Regions from separate parts of the Mus musculus genome. Here region 2 is linked to region 1. A link is a loop called in an ENCODE intact Hi-C map of the cell type or tissue named here. Cell type or tissue: left cerebral cortex. All regions are shown on one strand. Links, peaks and the distances in the headings refer to the core of each region. The heading gives the core; the rest is flanking DNA.

What was found. Peaks named below come from ENCODE experiments on the same cell type or tissue, not always from the same donor. Only the 100,000 strongest peaks of a DNase experiment are listed, where the experiment ranks them.
Region 2: it touches region 1 in a loop (5-fold over the local background); 19 of 42 quality-filtered maps call a loop at or near these places.

The regions. Positions count from the first base shown.
Region 1 is chr3:127,756,838-127,761,237 of GRCm38, forward strand. The region is part of intron 1 of Alpk1 (alpha-kinase 1); the gene reads right to left. Among named protein-coding and RNA genes, the nearest start is that of Alpk1, 21 kb to the right of the region's middle. In left cerebral cortex, for the core only: a CTCF peak has its summit at 2,561 (motif pointing left); a DNase peak (open chromatin) is centred at 2,553.
Region 2 is chr3:127,570,800-127,575,199 of GRCm38, forward strand. It overlaps Zgrf1 (zinc finger, GRF-type containing 1), which reads left to right. Exons shown (of 26, transcript NM_197997.2): 8 at 2,341-2,526. Among named protein-coding and RNA genes, the nearest start is that of Zgrf1, 20 kb to the left of the region's middle. In left cerebral cortex, for the core only: a CTCF peak has its summit at 1,924 (motif pointing right); DNase peaks (open chromatin) are centred at 1,373 and 1,948.

The sequences.
Region 1 (4,400 bases), core at 188-4,187:
AGGGCCTCTCAGTTGAACTCAGAGCTCACTTATTCTGCTAGTCCAGCTAGTAAGCTTGCTCTGCCTCGTCTCTATCTTCTGAGAGCTGGATTTATGGGTGGGCAGCTGTGCCCACCATTGCTATTTATGTGGGGCCTATTTATGAGAATCTCAATTCAGGTCTTCACACGTGGGCAGCAAACACTTTAAATATGGAGCCATCTCCCCAGCCCCTACCACCCAAGCTTCCCCATTAGTCTCTCCTGCACTTATTGGAGTACATTTTAATAGTGCATACCATGCTAATTCCTTTATAGCAGTACCTATGTAACTACTATGTAAGCAAATAAGCCTTGCCTTTAGCGAGACCGTCCATCGCTTACTTAGCGGCTCTGCTGCACAATATAGCTTGTCTTTATTGAATGCTTGCCATAGGTAGACACTGCAGTCCTGCATGCATGTGTGTGTCCTTGTGTCCTTGGCTGTTATATTCATGCCAGATACCCCAATGTCTACTCTAGGGCCACTACTTGAGGGTGACATGGGTCTTACTTCTATTTGGGTTGTCAGTAAGAGTCCGATTCTTAAAATTCCTCTTCAAACCACGTCCCTTTCCTGTCTGTCTTTCACTGATGGCATTTTAAAATCCAACCTTTTAAAAGAAGATATCTATTTTGTTTGAATCTGTGAATGTATGTATACGTGTGTCAGGGTACATGCACAGGGGTGTAGGTGCCTGTGGAAGCCAGAGACATCAGAGCTCCTGGTGCGAGTTACAGGTTGTTGTGTGCTGTCTTAAGTGGGTGCTGGGAGTGGATGTTGGCTCATTTGTAAGATCGGTGCACACTCTTAACTGCTGAGCTCCAGTCCCCCAAATCCACTCTGACATAGCATCATTTCCAAGTTTTCCTGGTAGTTTCTAGGTTTGCCATATCGTAGGTGAACTGTACCCTCATGACTTAAAAGCTGTCTGCAAACAAAAACTACCCATGCTGAGAGCTAAGAGTTCTACTCTGAAGATATGAAACTCACGAATTTATGAAAGGACAATGCAAAAAGCAAGCAAACATGAAGGTGGCAGGCAGCATGCTGGGAAATAGTTGCCAAGTGCTCACTTCTATCTCAGCTTCTTGAGCATGTGATGGGTAAAAATAAATAAATTAGATTAAGCACACCCTACTTATCTTATTTTTTCTATTTCTGCAGAATTATATTGTCTAATATTAGGTATATTGGGTATATTCATAGCAGTTGGCTTGTATTTCCCCTTCTAAATGTATCTTCACCTTACTCCCTCTCTTATCATATTCAAGCATGAGGCTTTATTCTTCCACCCACAGAGCATTTTCCAGGGTGCATGTCAGACAGAAGCAAAGAGGAGACAGATAACTAAGGCTCTGTTGTGTGGACTCCAGAAGCACACATTGGTGGGGAGCCTAGTGTGTGTGTGTTGGGGGTGGGGGGGGGCTGATAACTACAGCTCAGTGATAAATGGCCGGGCAGACGGACCATGGAAGCCCAGAGATGTCCCTTCACCTGACCCACAAGCCAAGAGGCTCTTTGGAAATAGTGACCCTGATTCGTAATGCAGCAAAAGGTCACCCATCTATCATGTTGGGGGAGTTGCAGGCCTTTCCTAGCTGAAAGGACCAACAAAACATCTCAGGCCACTGCACGGACACGCACACTTTGGAAAGTTGTGCCGGCTCCCCCCGCCCTCAACTCACCGCTATTTCTTTGTGGCCTGGGGTGGTAAAAATTCTACCTTACTCCAAGGTAGAATTTTTAAGTGAGGAAAAAAAATGTTTCTCAAGTAGAGCAAATAGATTGTTTGAGTGTTAAAGAGATAGATCCCTTAGGAGTGCTGAATGCCTGGTGTGTCACTGGGGAAATCTGTCAGCCAGCAAAAAAAAATTGATGTCAATAAAGGATGAGAATTGGTCTCTAAAGGGTTACCTCAGGGAGTTGGAAGAACAAACACTCACCAGCAGCCCCAAGCAAGCGCCCCGGCGTACATAATTATTTATCTAGCTAAAAGGTGCGGACACTGGGAACACAGCTTGGATTTGGGTTGTCCAGTGCTGGTGTGTTCATATATGGGAGAGGCTGCTGCTGAAGCTGCTTCTGGTCTCTGCTTGGCAGACCTTTCTGTAGCCTCAGACACTACAGCCAGTGTGGACTCTCAGCCAGATCCTTTCTCCTAGCTCTCAACAGTGTGTGTCACTTAGCAAAATCACTTCCCTGGACAGATGAATGGTCCCTTCAGAGAAGGTTCCCTCATGCTCTAAGGAGTCCTTTTGTTGTGGAACCACAATCCCACAATCAACCATTACTAATGTACCAGTTTTAGTTAGTACCTTTCCTCCTTTCTTTCTCTCTCTCTTCCTCTCTCTCTCTCTTCCTCTCTCTCTCTCTCTCTCTCTCTCTCTCTCTCTCTCCCCCTCCCTCCTTCTCTTTCTTTTCCTTTCTTTTTTCTCTTTCTTTTCTTCCTTTTTGCAAACCCCAAACCCCAGCTTTCTCCTCCGGGAGGTTGGCATTGCTCAGCATTTCCATTATCCAAGTTCGCCATCTACAGGTCATGCGGCTTACAAATTGCTATTAAGGTCTACAGAAGATGGAACCTCAGAGTTTGCTTGTGGTTTCTTACATGGAAAGTTTATCCTTTCTTCGTTACTTATCTACCCACGACTGAAGACTGTTGGTTGGCGTTGTAACCACTGTCTTGTTAGACGTGTATTGTTCCCCCTGTTTTATTCCTTACTGTTTAGGGAGCTACATCAGAATGGCAGTCGTGAGGATGCTGAACCGTAAGATTCAGGGCTGCACTTCTCAAGTCCATTTGCCTTTCTTTTGACCAACAGAAAAATCTTCTCCATCATGAATATTGGCATCACAAAAGCATCAACAACTTACACTATACTCCCTGCTCCCCCAGTACTGACCACTCAGCTTTTAACACTGGACTAAGAAATTTCAGGCATTTGTTGATTGGGCACTGTAAGGTAAATCTATGTGTTATTGTTATTCTCAATTACGAGAGGTCTGGTAGCTTGACCACAGTTCAAGGCTGTAGAGTTGGTTTCAGAACCTACATGCTAGAACCCTCCTAATTGTCTTCAAGTATTTTATCGTTATTTTTTCCAAACTTATGGTGATGTCAACAGCTCTTTAAACCAAAAAATCTCACCTCTTTTTCAAGTTTACCTGTGACCTCCAGGGCGGGGGAGTTGCCCTCCCTTTTGATGAACCAAAAAAAAAAAAAAAAAAGATTTCTTGCCCCATCTGCTACACAAGAACTGAGCAGGGAGGTAGAACGTGCAAAGTCCCCTGCATTACCAAGCCCTGCTCACCAGCCAGAAGCCTAGTGTGAGCCTGGAGCCTAGTGTGAGCCTGCCTGGCTCTTCTTTCCAGAGCTCAGGGTGACAAACACCTCCTGACTAGGACTGATCCTTCCTGTAGGAACTAAACAAAGCCATATTCGATTAACAGTGCCTGGATCTATGTGCACAGATGCCCTCTGTCTGCAAAAGACCCCTCACATTAGGATTTGGGTTACAGTTTCTTCAGGGGTTAGCTTTAACCATGGGCCATTAGCTTTTACTTTAGGCCATAATCCCTTTATTATGCATGTATATACATACATATACATAAATTTACATGTACACACACTCATATATATGTGTGTATGCATATATATGTGTGTGTATATATGTATGTATATATATGTATGTGTGTATGTGTATATATGTATATATATATATATATATATATATATATATATATATATATAGTGTTTTAAGTTATACTTTGTATCAAAAGGATAAGAGTCACAAAGGGAAAACAGAGGCATGCCCACTTCTGTAACTCAGTGATTTTGAGACAGCTCACTAAGATTTTTGGTATCCAAGAGTGTAACTGGAAACTAGGCGATTGTAGGATGAGGCTCTCAAGTTCTTAGGTTTAATTTGGTTGTGGGAACTGAATACACCCAATTAGTTTTGACATAAGTGGGTTTACTGGACAGACACAAGCGTGTCTCTTAGCCATATGGCCAGGAAACTATCTTTGTGGAGGACTAAACCCAGGAATTGGAAGCTGTTAGAGAAGCTGTCTGCATCTGTCTTTCTTGCTTCACAGTACCTCCTATGTGCCAGGAGCCATGTTAATTGGCTATGGGTGCAGAAGGTAGGCTCTGGGGTACCTCTCTCTAAAAGCACTTCTGACCAGATCTGTTTGCATGATTCACGCCCTGACTCAACAGAGACTCAGTCACATCATCCACAGCTCAGACATAAAGACTTAGCAAATCCATGGGTTCAACAACTTCTGGAGTTAGTTCTCCATCCCTACTCAATCAGAAACAGTAACCCAAGGCATGGAGCAATCTCAGTAGCCAGGAGGAGCACAGCAGACATGAAAGT
Region 2 (4,400 bases), core at 100-4,099, 190 kb before region 1:
GGAAACTCAGGGTAGAGTGTGTGACATCATTCTATTTCTTGTTCCACATTGATTTTTCTCATGAGAATTGCAATTGTCTGAGTTAACAATTAGCAATTTCTAAAAACTGAGCTCAATCTAAAACCCAATGTTGGCTAGCAGGAGACACAAGCAGTAGAATTGCTGCATATTTGAGATGAGGCCTGTGTGATCTACATAATGAGTTAGAGCAGCCATTACTACATGGTGTGACCCTGTCCCAAAACTTTAAGAAAAAGGCTGCCGAGATGGCTCAGAACAGTGGTTCTTCAGAGTTCCCACATGACTCACAGCTGGATCCAGTTCCAGGAGGATGCTCTCTCCTGGCCTCCAGGGGATCAGGCACACACATGGTATATAGACAGACATGCAGACAAAACATCTATATACATGAAATTACATAATTTTTTTTTTTGGTTTTTTTCGAGAAAGGGTTTCTCTGTATAGCCCTGGCTGTCCTGGAAATCACTTTGTAGACCAGGCTGGCCTCGAACTCAGATTAAAGGCGTGCACCACCACTACTCGGCTGAAATTACATAATTTTTAAAAATTAAAAATCTCTTGAACTAACCAGTACCCTGGAGCTCTTGACTCTAGCTGCATATGTATCAAAAGATGGCCTAGTTGGCCATCACTGGAAAGAGAGGCCCATTGGACAGGCAAACTTTATATGCCCCAGTACAGGGGAACGCCAGGGCCAAAAAGTGGGAGTGGGTGGGTAGGGGAGTGGGGGGGAAGGTATGGGGGACTTTTGGGATAGCATTGGAAATGTAAATGAGGAAAATACCTAATAAAAAATATAAAAAAAAGAAAAAAATTAAAAATCTCAAAACAACTAGACACATGATGTCATTGAAAGAAGATAGTGGGTCTAATGTTGAGTTAGTTACTTCAGTGTCTAGAGATGTGTGTTGCTGTTTTTTCTGTGGAGCCTCCTGTGACTTTACCACAGCATTCTAGAGAACTTTGTCAGTTTGGGAACAGTGATAGCAATTTCAGAAAAAATTGTGCTAATTAAAATGAATTGAAGTTCTTAACTAAATCATCGAGATTAGTGTTTGTCAGTGGAGACACTCTTAGCATAGTCGGTGCGACAGTTCCCAGGGCACTTCCGTTTCTAGCACGTAGCTGTGGGAGAAAAGAAATGCTTCTTTGTCTTCATTTCAACTTACTTCCTGTGTTACTGGTCCACTTTAATAATATATAAATGGGTTCTAGAAGCTGGCCACAAAGCCAGAGTATGCAAATGTCTGCTCTGTAGTGAACAAATGCGTATCTGCACAGCTTCACCATGTGTCCTGCTCTGACACTTTACACTCTTCTGTTTCTGACTAAATACATAGAAACATTTAAGGAGTGCTACCCACTCTATTTCAAAAATTGGCAGACAAGGACACTGGCTGTTCTTGCAGAGGAACCAGGCTTGAGTCTTGGTAGCTAAAAGTCACCTGCAATTCTAGTTCCAGGAGATCTGACTATCTTCTGGCTTCTTTAGGCATGTTTGAAAATTCCTTTCAAAAAGTAAATGTGGGAAGAATATTTAAAGTCAAGATTTATTTTATTGAAATGCATGTTTTTAAATTTAGAAGAATAATTTCAGGCTGCAGTCATAGCTAAGTGACTGAACACTTTTCTCGCTTATATATATATCTGCTTTCCATCCCCAACAGTACAAAATCTTTTTTTCAACTGAAATTCTGTATAAAAAAGCATTTAAGTTTAATTTAGCTGTAGGATCTTTATTCTTAAGTAATAGAAGATTGGGAGTATGAATAGTTGTCTTTTTGTTAATTTGTCCACTAGAAGTAAATCCTTTATGGAGATTCCTTTGGCCTTTTAACTATTTTATTTTCCCATATTTGGGTGGGTATTGTTATCCTGTGGGGAGTAAAAATGCTAAAATCCTCAAGGGGGCAGCAGAGAAAGCCATTTGAAACCGAAAGTAGACTAGGGAGGGAAGGAACATGGTCTCTGAGGGAGGATGTGAGCATTGCAGTCACACTCTTCAGAGCAGGAGACTCAGATACACAGGCTTGCAGAGACCCCACGCTCTAGTCATAGTGAATGAAGACTGAATGCAGACCTCAAGCGAAGTACAGCTTCATTTCTTCTCTTCCCGCTCTTTGATTTTGTGTTTATTTATTGCTTTCTGTGTGTGACAGGCACTGTATTAAATGGTGGTGATGCTTAGATGAAGTGAAAAGGTCTGCCCTCAAAGGGCTTACAATACATTAGTATACAATAAGGCACATTTCTCTCTATATGCATTATGAATATATATGTCATATTCTAATGTTCTCATTTTTAACAATTTGCCTATAGCCTGTTGAGTTTCAAGGACATCAGGTGAAAGGATCCGCTACTAGTGGTGTAATGGTCAGAGGACACAGCTTACAGCGAGGATGCACTCAGTTTCCAGACAGCATTGACTATGAAAACTTCCTGACTGATACTTGTGTTTGGACACCAGGATTGCCTAGCACTTATGGGCAGACGGACTTCTTGCAGGTAAAAGCCATTTTTTTTTTTTTTTTTTTTTTGGTTTTTCAAGACAGGGTTTCTCTGTATAGCCCTGGCTGTCCTGGAACTCACTCTGTAGACCAGGGTGGCCTCGAACTCAGAAATCCGCCTGCCTCTGCCTCCCGAGTGCTGGGATTAAAGGCGTGCACCACCACGCCTGGCTATTTGTGTGAACGTATATGTGGTGTGTATGTGTACATAGGTGCACATGTTCTGAACACATGTGGAGGTCAGAGGTCAACGTTCTTTGATTTTTTTTTTTTTTATTCATGTATTTTATGTTTATGAGTGCCCTGTCTTTATGCACACTAGCAGAGGGCATCAGATCCCATTCTACAGGACTGTGAGCCACCATGTGGTTGCTGGGAATTAAACGTAGGACCTCTGGAAGAGCAGCCAGTGCTTTGTTTTTTGTTTTGTTTTGTTTTGTTTTTAGAGAGAGGTTTTCTCTGTGTTAACCAGGATGTTCTTGAACTCAGAGATCTACCTGCTTGTCCTCCATAGTGCTGGGATTAAAGGTGTGTGCCACCATCTCTCCAGTCCTTTTGCTTTCTTAAACTAATCAGTTAATGAACTTTGTATCCCTACTACAGTTTTCACTCCCTCTTCTCCTCCCCCAGTCCTTCCCCTCCCCATGAAGGGAAGGCCTCCATGGGGATCAGCCAGCCTTGGCATATCCAGTTGCAGTAAGACTAGGTGCATCTTCTCTTATTGAGGTTAGAAGAGCAGCCCAGTAGGGAGAAAGAGCTGCAGAGGCAAGCAGCAGAGTAAAAGACAGCCCCTGCTCCCGCTGTTAGGACTCCCACATGTAGGCCTGTTTATGTGTAACAGACAGCTGTAACGTGTACAGGACCTAGGTCAGTCCCATGCACGCTCCCTGGTTGCTGGTTCAGTCTCAGTGGGTCCCTATGAGACCAGGCTAGTTGATTCTATAGATTTTCTTGTGGTGCCCTTGACCCCTCTGGCTCCTATAAATCTTTTCCATTCTTCCCCAAGCTCTGCCTAAGGTTTGGTTGTGGGTCTCTGCATCTGTTTTCTTCAGCTGCTGGGTGAAGCCTCTGATGACAGTTATGCTAGGCTCCTGCCTGGGTTCCCTAGTGCCCCTGTGGCTTCCAGGAAAGCAGGCAGAGTAGGCTGGAAAATCCCAAGTCATTTTCTTAGGTCAGTCCTAAATCCTTGTACAAGAGCAGTGCAAGGGTAGATGGCTAGGAACTCTAGTAGCCGTACACAGACTGCACGATGCAACAGGCTTTCTGCTGGCATGTTGTTTTGGCGCTCACATGAGCTTACGTGTTATTAGTCTTTCCTCTAGTGGGTTCTTTAGCTGGCATTTCTTCCTCAATGCCAGCTATGTGCTATCTCCTAGTCTTCATAATATCATAAATTATGGTAACCACTGTGTGAGTTATTGAAAAAGAAACTTGCTGTGTGTGATGGAGCTCAGTTCCAGCACTTGAGAAGTTGAAGTAGGAATTTAAGGTCGAGGCCTGCTTGGGCTGTATAGAGAGTTCTAGGCAGTTAAGGAATAGAGAGAACAAATGGGGAAGAGACGTGTATTCTCATATTCATTGTTGTATTTCTAATTATCGTTCTATGTTATGATTATAGGGTATAGATTCTGAGACTGTCACAAAAGACAGAAAATATCTCTCAATAAATGTGATGTATTGCTAACATATGATGTTCTCTGAACTTTAATGTATGTTCAGTATTTAATCAAGTGCTAGGACGTAAGAAGCAGTATTTTGTTAATAACAAAGAAAAATGCTGAAAAAACATTACACAGTGCTTGATCAGTTAGAGTAGAGAAACATTAAAAATGTTGTTGTGGGGGCTAGAGAGACAGCTAAGCAGTTAAAAGC